Linked DNA regions of Mus musculus: all the other regions are linked to region 3. A link is a loop called in an ENCODE intact Hi-C map of the cell type or tissue named here. Cell type or tissue: left cerebral cortex. All regions are shown on one strand. Links, peaks and the distances in the headings refer to the core of each region. The heading gives the core; the rest is flanking DNA.

Region 1 (2,500 bases), core at 1-2,500, 480 kb after region 3:
AGCCTGTCACTCCCTAAGCTACACATTAAGTACAGCCCCCTTCCCAAATGGACAGACTTAGCTGGCTAGCTTCAACTATGTAAGCCCAGTCTTAGAAATGGATTGATTTTCATGGTTATGGCTGGTGCATTTCTGGGGGAATGCCCTCTCCGTTCAAATCATAAACAGGAGCCTCCCAAGATGTTCTTGAAGTTTACATTCTAATTAAAGAAAGAAATTCTTGGGAAATTGAATTTTTAAAATATGAATAATTTAGAATGGCAGTAGAAAATAGTTTAGCATAAAGGTGATTAATCGCCACATGTCCATTTAATGTAATAGTTCGGAAGGAAGGAGTGAGTTAGGTGTGGCTCCTCCCCAGTAAGGACAACTGAGATTTGGAACATTGACGTCTCTGGCCAGCTATGCTGCTGTAACAAAAGATTTAACACTGGATAGTTCATAAAGAGTAGACATTCATTTTCCCTCAGGAATAGGCCTGGGAAGTCCGAGATCAAACTGTTAGCATCTGACGTCCGTTGCAGGCCTGCTTGCCTCCCATAGCAGATGGGGAGGAACACAAAAGAGCCAGAGTTAGTTCCCCTCCTTTACCGGCACCCCACACACCACTACTGAAGACGGACTCGAGGTGAGAGGGCAGATGAGAGGCCTGAAGTCTCAGCCAGATGAAGATCTGGTGCAGGGGTGGTAAAGAACAGTCAACGAGAAATGTTTGGTGACCTTAAAGAGAAAGGAGAGGAAGGAGGAAGCTTGTAGGAAGTCTCCCTTCCACCCACCGATAACCAGATGGCGAGATGCCCCGCCCTCCTACCAATAACCAGATGGCGAGATGCCCCGCCCTCCTACCAATAACCAGATGGTGAGATGCCCCGCCCTCCTACCAATAACCAGATGGCGAGATGCCCCGCCCTCCTACCAATAACCAGATGGTGAGATGCCATTTGGTCGGACATAAGTGCCCTGCAAGCTGAGTGGTACTGAGTGTGGCTTTATGAAAACGTCAGATTTTGTTTTCGTTTTAAAGACAGGGTTTCTCTGTGCTGTCCTGGCTAGCCTGGAACTCACTATGTTGACCAGGCTGGTGTCTAACTCACAAGAGATCCGCCCACCACTGCCCCTTGGGTGCTGGGATCAAAGGTGTGCGATACCACACACGGAAAAGCTTGAGATCTTAAAGCATTCCCCAGCTTCTCCCCCAGGCCTGTGTAAACGGAGCTGTGCTTTTTATTTGCTCTTCTGACGGTCTACTGCCCTTCAGCCACAGCCGCCGTCCGAGAAGTTCTACAGCATGGCCGCCCAGATTAAGCTGCTGCTGGAGATCCCGGAGAAGATCTGGAGCGCCATGGAAGCCTCGCAGCACCTCCAGGCCACACAGCTCTACCTGCTCTGCTGCCACCTGCATAGCCTGCTGCAGCTGGACTCCTCTAACTCCAGATACAGCCCCATCCTCTCGAGATTTCCAATCCTCATCCGCCAGGTGGCAGCAGCCAGCCACTTCCGGTGAGTTTGGTAGCCCCCACCCTAGCTCACTGAGCCCCTACAAGTGTCACAGGGGTCTGTCCGTTTTTCTCCTTATACACTGAGCCACTTCACCCCAGATGTTAGCTACTCCATGTTGATCTTTGTGAGTCTTTCTAGGTCAACTATTTTGCACGAAAGCAAGATGCTGCTCAAATGCCAGGCTGTGTCGGACCAGGCTGTGGCCGAAGCCCTCTGCTCCATAATGCTCTTGGAGGAGAGCTCTCCGCGCCAAGCCCTCACAGACTTCCTGCTGGCCAGAAAGGCGACTATTCAGACGCTCCTGAACCAGTCTCATCACGGTGGGTGTGTTTCTCTCTAAAATGGGATTCCTCTACAGGGAATGGAGCAGTGTGTACCAGGGGAGCCTGAGGCAGCGTTCCGTGCTCATCCTTGCTAAAGGGAACTGGTTACAAGAGGGTGCGTTCTTCTTACAGGTGCTGGCATCAAGGCCCAGATTTGCTCTTTGGTGGAGCTGCTGGCTACCACTCTGAACCAGGCACATGCCCTTTTCTACACCCTACCAGAAGGCGTGCTGCCCGACCCATCCCTGCCCTGTGGCTTGCTCTTTTCTACCCTGGAGACAGTCACAAGGCAGCATCCCACTGGTGAGCTTATAACCTTTACCCTCATTCATTCACCCGATCTGCCATTTCCTAGCTCCTGCACCATGCTCTGGCAATAAACCAGTGAACCGGAAAGATTCAGGCCCCTGCTCTGTGCATAGCACAGCTTAGCTGGAAAGGGGGCTGAACCTTCAGAGGTGCATGCGGGGTTTCTATTTGATGTCAGCAGTAGTCATTGCTGGAAATGCACAGTACCAGTTGCTTAGGAACACTGGAAGGCTCTCCCTAAGCCAAGGATGTATCAGTGAGCAAAGACTCAGACTCCTATAATGGTAGGGCTGCAGGGTCAGGTGGAACCGTCAGCAGAGTCAGCAAAGGAAACAGCTCAAGGTAGAAGGAGGGAGTACAGGGCCCTT
Region 2 (7,326 bases), core at 2,745-5,244, 240 kb after region 3:
CAGCTACTGAAGTCTGAGGACAAGAGGGTATAATAAAAGTCATGGGAGATCAAAACAGTTGTCTGGAACAGTGGTTTCGTAGTCAGAGTTGTAAAGCATAGCCTGGAACCATGGCTGTCTCATATGGTGGTTACTCCAAATGTCAGGTCCTACAACGCCTAGAACACACATGGGAGAGGGGCTAGGAAGACGGCTCGGCTGGTAGAGAACCTGCCAAGGAGGCATGAGCATATGGGTTCTGTCCCAACGTCCATATAAAAAGTTGGGTGTGGGGGCTCAAGTGATAGAGCTCAGGAGTTAAGAGCACTGGCTGCTCTTCTAGAGGACCAGGGTTCGGGTCTCCATACCCAAGTAACAATTCACAACTATCTTACAACACCAGTTGCACGGCATCTGATCCCCTCTTCTGACCGCTATTGGTACTGCAGGTGCATGGTGCACAGGCATACTTGTAGGCAAAACAACCACATTCGTAAAAATTAATACTAATTTCAACAACTTGGGTGTGGTGGGTCATACTTGTTATCTCTGCACCGGGAAAGCAAAGCTGGCAGGTCCCCGGGGCTCACTGCCGTCTATAATCCCAACATTTCTCTGTCGGGGAGGTAAAGACAGGAGAAATGTCAGACGCTTGTGAACTAGCAAGTCTGACATACACAGTGGTCAACAACAAAAAGACCCCGTCTCAAATAAGGCAGATGGCAACGACAGCCACAGTTGCCCTCTGACCTCTACTTGTGCAGTGCTGTATACATGCACCAGCACTCACACACGTCATCTATGTACACACCTCCATATAACATAACATATCCACATAACATAACATAACAGCTTCAGGGACTGGGATATTTCCATATCAGCATAATGCCGGGTCCATACAGAAGATGAAGGGAGACAGACATGGGCAGTTAACTGATTCAATTCAAAGATCCACGGAAAGGCACCCTAGCCTTTTCTACAAGTGGGGCTTGAACGGTTTAATGCCACACACAACACAGAGGCTCTCAGATCCGCACCTCACTGCATACGTAAAAATTAACTCACGATGGATCACCAACCTAGCCTAAATCCCTAAACTGTTAGACCTCTAAGACAAAACTCTGTCACCTATATACATATAATAAAGCAAGGATTTCTGCTCTTACAAAAAAAAAAAAAAAGCAAGATCCATTAAAGAAATAATTAATAATGGCTTCGAAGTTAAGACGATTTGTTCCTCAAGACATACTGAAAAGACAGCCATCGAGACAAAATATTCGCTAATCATATTTCTGACTTGAAAAAAAAATTGTAGTTTTTTTTGTGTGTGTGTGACCCCGTTGCCCAAATGAAACCCTTGAGGTAAGAAGTGCTGGGATGTTGCTCAGTGGTAGAACCTTGCTGAGCATCCGGAGGCCCCAGCTTTAATTTCTAGAACCTATCCTGCTTTGTTTCCTGAGCAAACGCACTGGGGAGACAAAGGAGTTGACTTCAACTTGCAGGTGGCAGTCCATCAAGGCAGGAACTTGGAGGAAGGAACTGAAGCAGAGGAACACCGCGGCTTGCTTGGTTAGCATTCCCTATACAGCCCAGGGCCCCCTGCCTAGAGCTGGCCCTGCCCACAGTGTGCCTGCCTTTTTAGATGGATTAGCAGCCCCCACAAACCTGCTGGCAGGCCAATCTAACGGAGGCAGCTCCTGAATTAAGATTCCTCCTTTCCAAGTGTGTGTGTGGGTGTCTCTCATGTTCACAAAACTGACCGGCACAACACCCGAAACAAACCAACAGACTTAACAGTATATATAAGGTACTTCCAAAATCTAATCATGAGACAACCATTTGCCAGGTGCGGAGGTATACATGCTTAGACCTTATCCTCGAGGGGGTGGGGTGGGGGTCAAATCAGGCTCAGGAGTTCAAGGGCAATCTGTGCCAGTAAGCCCCTGTCCCAAACCAAAGAAAACCAATATGTTTTTCCAATTGGCAAGGAATATATGTGGACAGCATAGACATAAACAAGATGTTCAATCTTATCAGACTCTGAAGAAATGTGAAATAAAATAAATAAACGTGGGAGATACCATAACACACCTACTAAGCTAAAATGATATGACTGCCCACACTAACTGTTGGTACGTATGTGAAAGAACTGGAGGTTGTGAGACTGAGTGGGAAATGTGTTTCATATGTTTTAGTGGGGGGGGGGGGGGAGTGAGAAAAACATGGCGGCCATTATATGTTAGCTACACGTAGGGAATTCTCAGAGAATGAATTGAAAGAAAAATGCAAATTAAAATGCACACCCATCCATCCCATAGTCTATCATCCTATGCCCCAGGCAGAAATGAAGGTGTGTGTCCACAGAACGGCTGGTAGGCACACGTTGCTGTAGCTTTGAGGGCGATAGCCCGCGACTGCACTCAGGCTCAGTGTCAGTCAACAGGTGACTGGGAAAACAGTTTGGCATCTCCGCACCATGGAATGCAGTCAGCAATGGAAAGGAGCTATTGTCACCGTGCTGATGGTATATGTATAGGTCGAATTTTTGGATCAGTACCCTTCAAATGTATACTATTAGACCTTTAACTTGGTTGTCGTAATAATAATTTAAATGTTACTTTAATTTAGTGCTAAAGATATTTAAACGGGATGTACTGGAGAGATGGCTCAGCGGGCAAGAGCAGGCTCTGCTCTTGCAGAGGTCCTGAGTTCAGTTCTCAGCCCCCACATCAGGGGTTCACAATCACCTGTAACTCCAGTTCCAGGAAGACTGACCGCTGGCCTTCTACATGCACACCCACACAGAAAACACACACCCACACAGAAAACACACACTCACACAGAAAACACACACTCACACAGAAAACACACAGCCATACTTTTTAAAGTGCTAAATTTTTAAAAATATTTACACTTTGTAGGTATTTAAATGTCAATTATACCTTGATATATTTATTGCACTCATACATTTTGATGATTAAGACCATTTTCCCAAACTCTCACAATGCCGCAGCATAGGGTGTCTGCCTTGAATACTCTAGGGATAGCCCCGCCCCATCCCAAGCTGCAGCTTTACACAGAAGTCTTCTAAGCTTGTTAGTAAGCCAGCCAGCGCGGCTGTTTTATCCATGCAAGTTGCTTGGTACAACGGTTTAATCTGGCAGCCTGAGTGTCATCTGAAACCCTAAGAGCCCCAGAAGTAAGGTCTAGCTTAGGCGGGATGCTGAAAGAGCTCGCAGCGTCCTTGAAGCACGGAGTGACTCTGGGGAACAGGGAAGACAGCTCACTGTGCAGCCGCCACCTCTTGTAGATGGACAGGCTCAGTGGAATCCCGAGACCCGGAAAATAAGACGGCATGAGCGCTTTCTAGGATGTACTCGAGCCCACCTCTCTCCCAACCCTTTCCCAGTTCCTCAGCAGGGCTGCTGATAAAGTCTGGCTGAAAATCTCAGAGATGACCCTTCATGTCACATCATGGTGAGTGGGCTACCTGGGGAGCCTGTAGGGTTTGCAAATGACGAGAGTGGGGCCTCATTCACAGCCAAAGCTTCTCAAAGTCTCACGAGGGGGCGGGAGCTGGCTGGGTAATCAGAGGGCATCTAGGGATACATTCTGAATTCTGCACTGTGTTCTTCTGGCTGACAGCGTGGTGCTAGTGAGCAGGTGAACGGGTTGAGAAGCTCATTTGACTGAGAGATGGTCAATAAACCATCAGGCTGTAAGGGAGAAAGAGCCGATTTAAATGTGCTCTATGGCTGGAGAGATGGCTCGGGGTTAGGAGTGCCTGCTGCTCTTGCAGAGAAAACCTGAGTTTGGGGCCCTGGCACCTACATCAGAGGCTTCACAACTGTCTATCCTGCCCCAGGGGAATCTACTGCCCCCTTCTGGCTTCTGTGGGTACTGCACTCACATATTTCCATACTGCCCCCCAACCCTTAATACACACATAATTTGAAATAAAATAAATGTTTTAAAATGTGTGCTGGCTTCATCAAAAAGAGGTAGCCAGTGCAGAGTTATGAGGACAGCTATTGTTCGTCCCTTGTCACTTCTTACGGGGGAGGGAAAAGATTGCCATCTTTAAGTAAGAAGAGTTGGAAGAGTTGGAAGTATAACCTCCCATTGGGCTCAAGTAGTTCTCAGAGAGTGAGCCTGGCCATGAAAAGGAGAATCTGTTAGAACCAACCATAGTGGCCTTGGGTGGGCCTTCTGGTCTACCCTACAACTTGGCCCAAATGAGCAACATGCTACTGTTAAAAGCCAGGAGTCACAGACAGACTCATGTAAAACAGAATAAGAGGTAATCTTTGGTCCAGATGTTGAGGTTATCGAGGCTCAGAAACATGGATTTGGGTTAACCCCCCAAAACTACTGTGACAACAGGCTCATGAAGGTTTTAGAGAAAGAGGACAAAGAAAGTCATAAATATACAATTTTTGTTTTTTTTAAATGTACACGTGCACAATTGTAGAGGGAACATTGTGTGTGTGTGGGGGGGGTCCGTGTGAGTATGTATATAGACATTAGTGGACAACTTCAGCTATTGGTCTTTGGATGCCTTCTGCCTTTTGTTTGGAATAGGATTTCTCAAATAGGGTGGTGGTAGGCACACCTTTAATCCCAGCACTCAGGAGGCAGAAGCGGTTGAATTGGATCTCTGGGTTCAAGGCTAGCTTGTTCTGCATACAGAGTTCTAGGACAGTGGAGGCTACACAGAGAAATCCTGACTTGAAAACAAACAAACAAACAAACAAACAAATAAAACATAGGATTTGGCGGGGGGGGGGGGGGGGGGGGCTGGAACTTTGCCATGCAGTCCAGGCTAGCTGCTCCCAGGGAGCTGCCAGTCTCTGCCTTCTATCTCAGACACATACTACCCCGTTTAGATTTGGTTCTGGGGACCTCAGATCTTCATGCTTACAAGGCAAATGCTTTACCAACTGAGTCAGCTCCACTACTCTAAGTCCCAGTTTTGTTTTAAATCCATTGGTGAAGCATCAGGGAGGTACGGTACGACAAACAGAAGTCTCTGCTGCAGGCCTAGGATGGTAGCTGACGACACACTCAGCCATGGGATTTGTGGGAGTTAAAGGGCTTGATATGTGCCTTCTGATTTTTGCCTGACAGTCACAGGATATTAGTACGTAGGGATGACCAACAATATCTAAGGGGGTGAAAAACTCCCCAGAATAATTTGGCTCTGAGCCTTGCAACATTTCAGCTCACCACAGTCACAAGTGTTCCAATAGTTCATTAACTATGTAGACTCTTTCACACAGGTGAGGTCTTTTCCCAGGCCACTTCCAATCCCCACCATGTTAGCCTGCGCACTGTGGAGCTGTTCCAGCATATTCTCCATTGCAGTCCCAACAAGGACTCCTCAGAGGGCTGTGTTCTACCCACCCTGTTTCACTGACTACAGGGCTATCTTTCTGAACCCTAAGGGAACTTGTTCCTGAGCCAATCTCCCTCCCCACTAGGAACACTAGGAATATCTGTGGGTGCTCAGGTGTCTCAAATCACATAATATTCACACAGAATTGTCCTCTTGTATACTTCAAGCCTGAGTGATTTGCAATGCTACATAACACAATACACATGCCATATAAATAGTTGTACTGGAGGGCTTAGGCAGCAAAGACACAAAAGGTTTGCACAGGTCTGGCGCTCATACAACGCTTTCAAACGCTTTCTATTCATGGTTATTTGACTCCGTAATAAGTATAGAGCCTACGACTATAGAGGGGCCGTTGCACAAAGCTGTGGCATAGAATCCTTAGGCTTAGTTTCTACCAAGTTGGTACACACTAAAGACACCTGGGAGGAGAGGACCCCAACTGAGGAACTGCAGCCATCAGATGGGCCTGTGGCCATGTTTGTGTGGCATTTTCTTGGTTACTAATTAACGATAAACGAGGGCAGGTCCACGCCCCTGAGCTGACCCACCTCTGGCCAGGTGGTCCTGGGTTGTATTAGAAAGCAGGCGAAGCAAGCCAGGAGGAGCAAGCCAGGAGGAGCAAGCCAGCAAGCATCCATTCATGGCTTCTGCTTCAGCTCCTGCCTCCAGGCTCCTGTCCAGACTTCTGTTGATGATGGACTGTGATGTGGAAGTGGAAGCCAGATAAATCCTTTCCTCCCATAAGTTGGATTTGGTTGTGGTGTTTATCACAGCAACAGGGCTGTAAAGTAAGGCAGCCGCTGTGGGCAAGACTTCTTCATTCAACAAAGTCAGTCCTGAGCTTTGAGGGTCTGAGCAGAGGAGCAGCCTTGCCACCTGGTGACTGGCTCTCTACTGAAGTCAGGCAGCCTTCAACGCCAAGCAGACACAAACAGACGCTAGCAGTCATGAACCATGCAAGCAGCAAAGGCCTGGTGTCTCTTGTGGACACAGAACTCAACAAACAGGGAAGGCACGAGATGAATTAAAATATACCACGAGGAGCCCATGATGATGGTCTCTGTGGAGAATGGCTAAACCCAGAGAGTCACCAACTCCTTTTGAATTAATAACTTTAACAGGTGCCCAAACAGTAGGGTGTTTGTTTGTTTGTTTGTTTGCTTGCTTGTTTGTATGTTTTTTTGGACCAAAGAGGCCTACAGTTCATTTGGGAAAGAAATGCACATTGTGACAGGTTCATCACTAAATGTATAGACATAGCAGTTATAGCAGGTTTTTCTTGCTGTGGAAGCATCCTTGACTTTCTTGAGTTCTCTCATTGCCTTGGGAAGCCTGTGGACAAAGGGGCTTTGCACTTGACTGACAGGTGGGAGGGGTGGTTCCAGAATGCCAGGAGAACACAGCAATTCTGACTCAGCATCTTAGGGCTTGGGGTTGCTGGAATGGAAGAGATTCCCTATGGGCTATATCTGAATTCTAAAACCAGCTTCTAGAGTTTCCCTGCACTTTCAGACAGCTTCCTCTCTGCCTTCAGACTACACAGCCTGCTGCTGTTCCTGTGATGTCAACTTAACTTGGATTCCTGTTTGTTCTAATGAAGTGCTGGGTCTATGACGCTGTGAGTCCATCCCAAGGCCAGAAATAGTTCAATCATGGCTGTGTTGTTGTTGTTGTTAACATCTGTCTACCACTTCTGGCTAAAGGGTCACATCTTTGATAAGTGAAGCACACTTAGTGCGCTGTCAGTCTCCACGGGGCTAAGCTATCTAATGCTTGTGTTCTGTTCCTGTCTCACTTCCAACGGCATTGTCCTTCTCATTAAGCCGGTTAGCCCCAAAGTCATTATTGATTTATGGATTATTGATTGATATACTGAAGACAGGGTCTGACTACACAAGCTCTGGCATCCCTGGGTGGCCTGCACCTTGCTTTGTAGACCAGGCTGGACT
Region 3 (7,326 bases), core at 2,205-4,704:
TTTTACTTGGCTCCGATTAAGCAGGATATTCTGTCTGGTTAAGGTGCTTCAGGTGATTATAAGGTGTTGACCCAGAAGTTGTTTCTCTATGACATCATGACAGGTGTAGCCTACGGTGAGAACTGCACTACACTGTGTCTGTGTTCCCTGAAATCCACATGTGGCGTGCCTGGTACCTGTGATGACGGAGTTAGGAGGAGGTGGTCAGAGGGTGGAGTCCTTGGGAACAGGATGAGTGAGCACCCTAATAAAAGGGATCCGGAATGATCCTGTTCCCAAGGATATTGTCACCGTGCCTAAACAGGTGACACTGGGGATGTCACCTGTGAGGAAGGTAAGGATTCTTTATATTAGGAAAACATCCTTTACAACCACAAAGCAGAAAGCCACAGCCACACACACAGCCACAGCCACAGCCCTCTGGAAGGCTACGTCCTAGAGGGAGTCAGCTCTATTCTTCAGGATGAGCCTGGACAAGGGAGACCTACCTGCCCACTCAGGACCTGCGGGGACTATCTAGGTCATTCCCTACGGACAGTGCCTTCATTCTAGAAGGTTCTTTGTCTCCGTGCAAAGCCAAGCCTCAGTCTATTGAAGGCAGTGAACCACTGCAGGATATCCCACCCCGCATGCCCAGGCCTGAGCCCCGAGCTGTTGTTCCTTCACCTCTCAGCACATGGCTGACTCTAGAGGTGAGCAACACCCTGGGTGCATAGGAGGTGGGGGTCCCCGTCCTTCTGGAAGGACTTGGGGAGCCTGCAGAGGACCAGAGCATCTCAGAACCCCGAGATGGCTTTTCAACTGCCTTTGGCCCTCCCTGGGTTCTTTCAGCTTTCTAGGTGACTTACAAAACTCACCGGAGGTCACTCGGGAGGCATCTCCTGCTTTCAAAGCACGTTTATTATTGCGCAGCAAACATTAATCACTCTCATTTGAAAGTAATCACAAGGTAAGCCTTCCATGGTAGGCCTGTTACACCACAGTCCAAGAAGGCAGGCATCAAATGTGACCCCTGAGGTCAGCTCTGGTCCAGAATACAGGGTCACAACATGACTTGGGGTGGGGGTGGGGGGCTGACACAGGGCTCCCGTCCTAATTAGGTAAGAGCAGGACTCCCGGAGCCTGGTGGCCTGAGTTTGCTTCCTGGCTCTTCTACCTGCTCTGGGACACACCGTATTCTGCTCTTTCTCTCTGACAGCCTCCTCATCTGTCAACCTGGAGATGGACTGACCTGCCTTCAGTGGATTAATACAACAGGCAGCCTTCTAACGTGACCCTGACGTCCCCTCCTCCTCCTTCAGGAGGCAGCATGTGACATCCCAGCCACCCTGCGTTCCTGCAATCACATCAGTGACAGCTTCTGGGCGAGTTCTCAGACCGAGGAAGAGCAGGCTACTGAAGCCACTGGCTGGGGTCTCAGGCCCCCAGTGCCTCTGCCTGCCCGCAGTGTCTCAGACATCAGGCAAGTGATCCACACACGTGACCTGCAGTGCTCTGTGGAAGACAAAGCTGGGGTGAGTGGTGGGGGGCAGTGACCCCGCCAAGGGAACACTCACATGCCCTGTCCAGGGTCAAGCTGGGTCCCTGCTGCTACTGCAGTCACGTTAAGTCCCCAGTTACTGCCAAGGGGCATCGCTGTGGCCCACTGCGAGTAAAACTCCAGTGAGACCCCTTCAGGAATCTCACACCCATCACCAGAAAGCCCAGGCCCAAATGCTGGCGACTAAGAGTATAAAAGAATGAGAAACTCACACTTGACACCTGACATCACTCCAGCCTCAGAGGAACTGCTGCAGCCAGGACAAGAGTGAGGCCGCTTTGACAGGGGGCCATGTGGCCACACAGACACAGAACAGGGGGGAAAGGACTGGTAAATAACCAGGAGGGAAACGCAAGGCTTCCTTATAGCAGAACTAAAGGTAATGCCTATGATACACACAAACACGAGCGCACACACATGCACATACACATGCACCCCTCAGGAAATGGGGAATCACTCTCCTGATGATAAGACCAAGACGTCTTCTAATGACCAGAAAATGGAGAAATGGAGATGGAAAAATAGCAATAGCTCTGTGTGTGTGTGTGTGTGTGTGTGTGTGTGTGTGTGTGTGTGTTCTGGTCTATATAATGAGCTCAAGGCCAGATTGCTCTGTGTGTGTGTGTCTGTGTGTGTGTGTTCTGGTCTATATAATGAGCTCAAAGCCAGATTGCTCTGTGTGAGTGTGTGTGTCTGTGTGTGTGTGTCTGTGTGTGTGTGTGTCTGTGTGTGTTTTCTGGTCTATATAATGAATTCAAGGCTAGCTTGCTCTGTATGAGTGTTTGTGTCTGCTGTGTAGGTGTGTGTGTGTGTGTTCTGGTCTATATAATGAGCTCAAGGCCAGATTGCTGTGTGTGTGTGTGTGTCTGTGTGTGTGTGTGTTCTGGTCTATATAATGAGCTCAAGGCCAGATTGCTCTGTGTGAGTGTGTGTGTCTGTGTGTCTGTGTGTCTGTGTGTGTTTTCTGGTCTATATAATGAATTCAAGGCTAGCTTGCTCTGTATGAGTGTGTCTGCTGTGTAGGTGTGAGTGTGTGTGTGTATGTGTGTGTGTGTGTGTGTGTGTGTGTATGTATGTATGTATGTAACTGGTCTATATAATGAATTCCAGGCCAGCTTGCAACACACAGGGAAACCTTTCCTCAAAATAAAGCAAAAAGGATAAAAGAAAGGGAGAGAGGAATCTTTACACACGTGCCTGGAGTGACAGCAGGCGAGACTATCAGACAGTGCAGCGGCTGTCAGGAATGGTAGCTGGATCCTTCCCCTAATGTTCTGGCTAAGAGCAATAATAAAGAGCCAGGTCCTTTACCGTCCACAGCCCCCCACACACACAGCACCCACACACAGCGCGCACACACAATCCTACAGTGATCCTCTCTCTCTCTCTCTCTCTCTCTCTCTCTCTCTCTCTCTCTAAGCAAAGTTGGCACAGTCATCTTACTTTTCTTAAATATTTATGTAGGTGTGGACTTTTTATATATGGGTGTTTTATATGCATGCATGCCTAGCAGAGGATCCCATGGGACTAGGGTGAGAAACAATTGTGAACCACCATGTGGGTGTTGGGAATTGAACTCAGCACCGCTTGGAAGAGCAGCCAACTGCTGAGCCCTCACTCCAGCCCCCATCTTACTTTTAAGAGTATGTGTGGTCCATCGCTGACCCTGACGCTCATGTTCCTTGACAAACACTCCCTGTGCCTTATCTGAGACTGGGCCTACAGATGACACCCATGTGTCCCTGTTCGACCCCCTTAAGCGACAATCCTTAGACAGATGAGACCTTGCCAAGATGAGACCCAGGATGAGACAGACCTGTGAGGCTGATATACACACACGCACCACTAGGTGGCGACAGAGCCTGCAGATGCAGACCAGGGGATGGCAACCGCTCCCGGCTCCTGGGTTTTCTTTTATAAACCTTCCCTGCCCGCCAGATTTGTTACACGCTGGCCAATGCCTTTCCTTTAGCCCAGGTATTTGTGGGCATAGAAGTAAGGGGCCTACCTGGACCTCTGCAGTGGGGACTCTAAGAGTAGGACTGGGGTCCATCTCTTTGGAGTTAGCAGGCTCTTCATCCACAGGGCTTTAGCAGAAACTGGCAAAACAGCTCTGCACTCCTGTCCAAACTCTGCCGGCCCCACCCCGACCCACCACACGCTGGGATCCACTGCAACAGATCATTATACTCACTCTGGACAGGTACAGCCTGCTGAGTTTGTCTTAAGAACACATGAGCCACTAATGGATGGGTGACTGTTGGGAGCCGCCCCCACATTCGCCGTCACAAGATGGCGCTGACATCCTGTGTTCTAAGTGGTAAACAAATAATCTGCGCATGTGCCAAGGGTATTTTATGACTACTTGTACTCTACCTTTCCCGTGACCGTCAGCTCGGCCATGGGCTGCAGCCAATCAGGGAGTGATGCGTCCTAGGCGAAATATAACTCTCCTAAAAAAGGGGACGGGGTTTCCGCCATTTCTCTCTCGCTGGCATCTCTCTGGCTCTGCGCGCCCTGCGCTCGCTCGCTGCCTAAAGATGTAAACAATAGAGCGCGCGCGCCGGAGCTCTGGCTCCTAAAGATGTAATAGAAGGGGCTTTTCGTTTTTTGGGGCTGGGCGCTGGGCGCTTGCCCTCCTGGCTCCCAAAGATGTAAGCAATAAAGTTTTGCCGCAGAAGATTCTGGTCTGTTGCGTCTTTCCTGGCCGGGCGTGAGAACGCGATTAAGAGGTGACAGGCATGTTCTAGGACCCTCACCTTTTAAACCTCAGATGCTCCAGCTTCAGAACCTGACTGCCCAGGTGACCCTGTGCATGGCTCAGCTATGACAACACACACACACACACACACACACACACACACACACATACACACACACACACACACACACATACACACACACACACATACACACACACACATACACACACACACACACACACACACACACACATACACACACACACACACACACACACACACATACACACACACACATACACACACACACACACACATACACACACACACATACACACACACACACACACACATACACACATACACATACACACACACACACACACACACATACACACACACACACACACACACATACACACACACACATACACACATACACACACACACATACACACACACACACACACACACACACACACACACACAGAGAACCTAGAGATTGAAGCAGAGCAGATTAACCAGTGAAAATCACTTCAAAGAATGTGGGCTATGTCTCCTTGTTCAATCCCACAGGCCCAGGCCAGCAGAAGAGGCTCTCTCACCATGGCAACCACAGAAGCCTTAATGACCAACTGCTGTGTGCTGTAGCTGGGGTCTGAAAGGAAAGGCTAGAGCTCCCACAAAACCTAAAATTTGGTCCTGGAAAGAGTCCCCAACCAATGGCTGGTTCCAGGAACGCCCTACAGTGGGTTATCTTGTTGTCAGGGCAAACACACAGCCCTCTGTACCCAAGAGGAAGCCACAGAGCTGTAAGAGGCAAAGTCATGCTCCGCCCTAGGGTTTTCTATGATAGACTGGGTGTTTCTGATGAACCCCTTTCAACTTTTTTCTTGATACCACAGCACTATAGCAGCCAAAGGCTCGAACAAAGGAGTACAGAGTCACGCTCCTGGTAGGTCAGGTCCAGCTGTCTATTGAGGACAGTCATGCTGGGGCAGAGCAAAGCTATGGAGTTCCCTGGCCAAGGCCGGGGTTGGTTTTCTCATGAGGATGCCAGCCTTTGCCATTCAGCAGCAAAAGACATCTGCACTCCAGCGATCTGGAAAACAGGATGGTCCTCCTAATGTGTGCGACACTCGTCACAGGTCCCCACAAGCCTACTGCTGACAAGCCTGCTGCCAACCTCTCGTTCATAGAGGGAAGCGAAAGGAGAGACTTCCACCTCCCTTACCTAGACCAGTGGGGTTCCGAGGCCACCGGGACTACCACAGTGGGGGTGGGGTGGAGGAGGGGCTTCCATAAACACCAGGTTCTGGGCCCAGCACCACAGCTATTGAGCCCAAAGCTCAGAGGTGGGCGGAGCCAATCCCCTCCAACTGACTGAGATGACACCAAGTGGGGTCTAAGCTTCAAGGTTTTCCAAAGGCATCTACCACCACCCCCAACAGCCACCAATGTGTTCCCTGTATACCACAGTTCTTAGTGATGATGTCTGACACTCAGGATCCCCACATGGCCATCTAAAGCAGTGATGGGTACGTGAATCTTTTATCTAAAGATAGATCAAGAATTTTCTAGAGGATACTAAATTGTATTCTGGTCAGCCCAGCCACGGCAAAGGCTGTGGCCAAGTATTTTACCCTAGCTCTTTCAGTGGCTTTATCTTAGTTTTTCTTTCTTGATTTGTTATTTGATTGACTTATTGATTAATGATTGGTTTGTTCCGAGGATAAAACTTTGCACTGCACAGATCCTAGGCAAGTGTTTTACAACTGAGCTTAAACTCACAGCCATCCTTGATAGATAAGGGCAGCCACTCCTGCCCTTATTCTTGCTCATAAATATAACATTGTTTGAAAACTGCCTTTAACACCTCCGGTATGAGAGGAGGCATAGATATACTTAACAGTCTGAGACTTTACTAAGCACTGTCCAACCCCCGTGAGACAGGGAAGGGCAGGATTTTCAATACAGCAGAAAACTGGTAGATTTAGAGATGCATTTGTAATGATGCTACCTGGACACTAGAGGGCGCCATACCCCAAGAGTCTGGATGACCTGGCCCTGGCCCTGGCCCTGAATGGGCTCCACGTGTGGAAGTACAAAACTTAACAGGATAAAAGGTCCCAGATATCCTAGCTGCAAGCCTCAGGATGTAGACTCACATCCAGCTGCTGGAGTGACCAATCAGCAGGTTCCTGGAGGCCCGCAAAGAGGAGTCAGACATGTACCATATGCTCTACTTGCTCCTACGTATGCCAATCACCCACATAGCAAACATTTTCTTACACACATCTCTTTGCAACATTCCCAGACTCCCTTTGTCCATAGATGGGGACTCGGTGGACTCGGTGGCCAAGCATTTATCTCCCGCGTGCTTTAGGTCCCATCCCTGGCTCCACAGGGAGTCCACACTGACTTGCAAGCAGAATGCTGGGAGGCAGAGTTCCTGGATCAGGGAAGCCATAACCCTCTCCCACCCACCTAGGCAAGGCTGACGTCCCTGCCACCAGGCCAGTCCTGCAGAAATAACACAGCGGAGAAGTCACCATTTGCGCGTGGGTATGGGTGGGGGGCACATACTGAACGTTAGCACCCAAAGGCCCCTTCTTCGATATACTTAATAGTCTGAGACTTTTGGGGGGGGGGGGCTTTTCGAGACAGGGTCTCTCTGTATAGCCCTGGCTGTCCTGGAACTCACTTTGTAGACCAGGCTGGCCTCGAACTCAGAAATCCACCTGCCTCTGCCTCCCGAGTGCTGGGATTAAAGGTGTGCACCAGACTTTTCTAAAGCACTGTTCAACCCCAGTGAGAAAGGGAAGGGCCGGATTTTCAGTACAGCAGAAAACGGGTAGATTTAGAGATGCAATTGTGATGATGCTACCTGGACACTAGAGGGCGCCATACCCCAACAGTCTGGATGCCCTGGACTTAAATTTACTTTTTATTTCATAGAGTCTCTTGTCAAAAAACAACCTGCCCAAAATGACTCCCTAGCAGAGGGTGGCACCGTGTCAACCGCAAGAATAGGTCTGTCACAGCCCATGCAAGTCCCAATGAACAGAGACAAAATATAAAGAA

The links. A loop is a pair of places that touch in the nucleus more often than their neighbours do. Peaks named below come from ENCODE experiments on the same cell type or tissue, not always from the same donor. Only the 100,000 strongest peaks of a DNase experiment are listed, where the experiment ranks them.
Region 1: a loop joins it to region 3, with 4 times the contacts of the local background. A loop is called at or near these places in 3 of 42 quality-filtered maps.
Region 2: a loop joins it to region 3, with 3 times the contacts of the local background. A loop is called at or near these places in 26 of 42 quality-filtered maps.

The regions. Positions count from the first base shown.
Region 1 is chr11:113,650,587-113,653,086 of GRCm38, forward strand. Cog1 (component of oligomeric golgi complex 1) reads left to right here. Exons shown (of 14, transcript NM_013581.3): 2 at 1,259-1,500; 3 at 1,639-1,820; 4 at 1,956-2,126. Among named protein-coding and RNA genes, the nearest start is that of Cog1, 2.3 kb to the left of the region's middle. In left cerebral cortex, for the core only: a CTCF peak has its summit at 1,479 (motif pointing right); DNase peaks (open chromatin) are centred at 568, 766, 1,009 and 1,495; H3K4me3 peaks cover 429 bases; H3K27ac peaks cover 397 bases.
Region 2 is chr11:113,408,912-113,416,237 of GRCm38, forward strand. The region is part of intron 5 of Slc39a11 (solute carrier family 39 (metal ion transporter), member 11); the gene reads right to left. Among named protein-coding and RNA genes, the nearest start is that of Gm42094, 18 kb to the left of the region's middle. In left cerebral cortex, for the core only: a CTCF peak has its summit at 3,866 (motif pointing left); DNase peaks (open chromatin) are centred at 3,152 and 3,573.
Region 3 is chr11:113,169,219-113,176,544 of GRCm38, forward strand. All of the region lies in intron 1 of 2610035D17Rik (RIKEN cDNA 2610035D17 gene), which reads right to left. LOC115487747 (a long non-coding RNA gene) reads right to left here and starts at 3,865. Exons shown (of 2, transcript XR_003949613.1): 1 at 3,735-3,865. In left cerebral cortex, for the core only: a CTCF peak has its summit at 3,392 (motif pointing right); DNase peaks (open chromatin) are centred at 3,404 and 3,763; H3K4me3 peaks cover 907 bases; H3K27ac peaks cover 639 bases.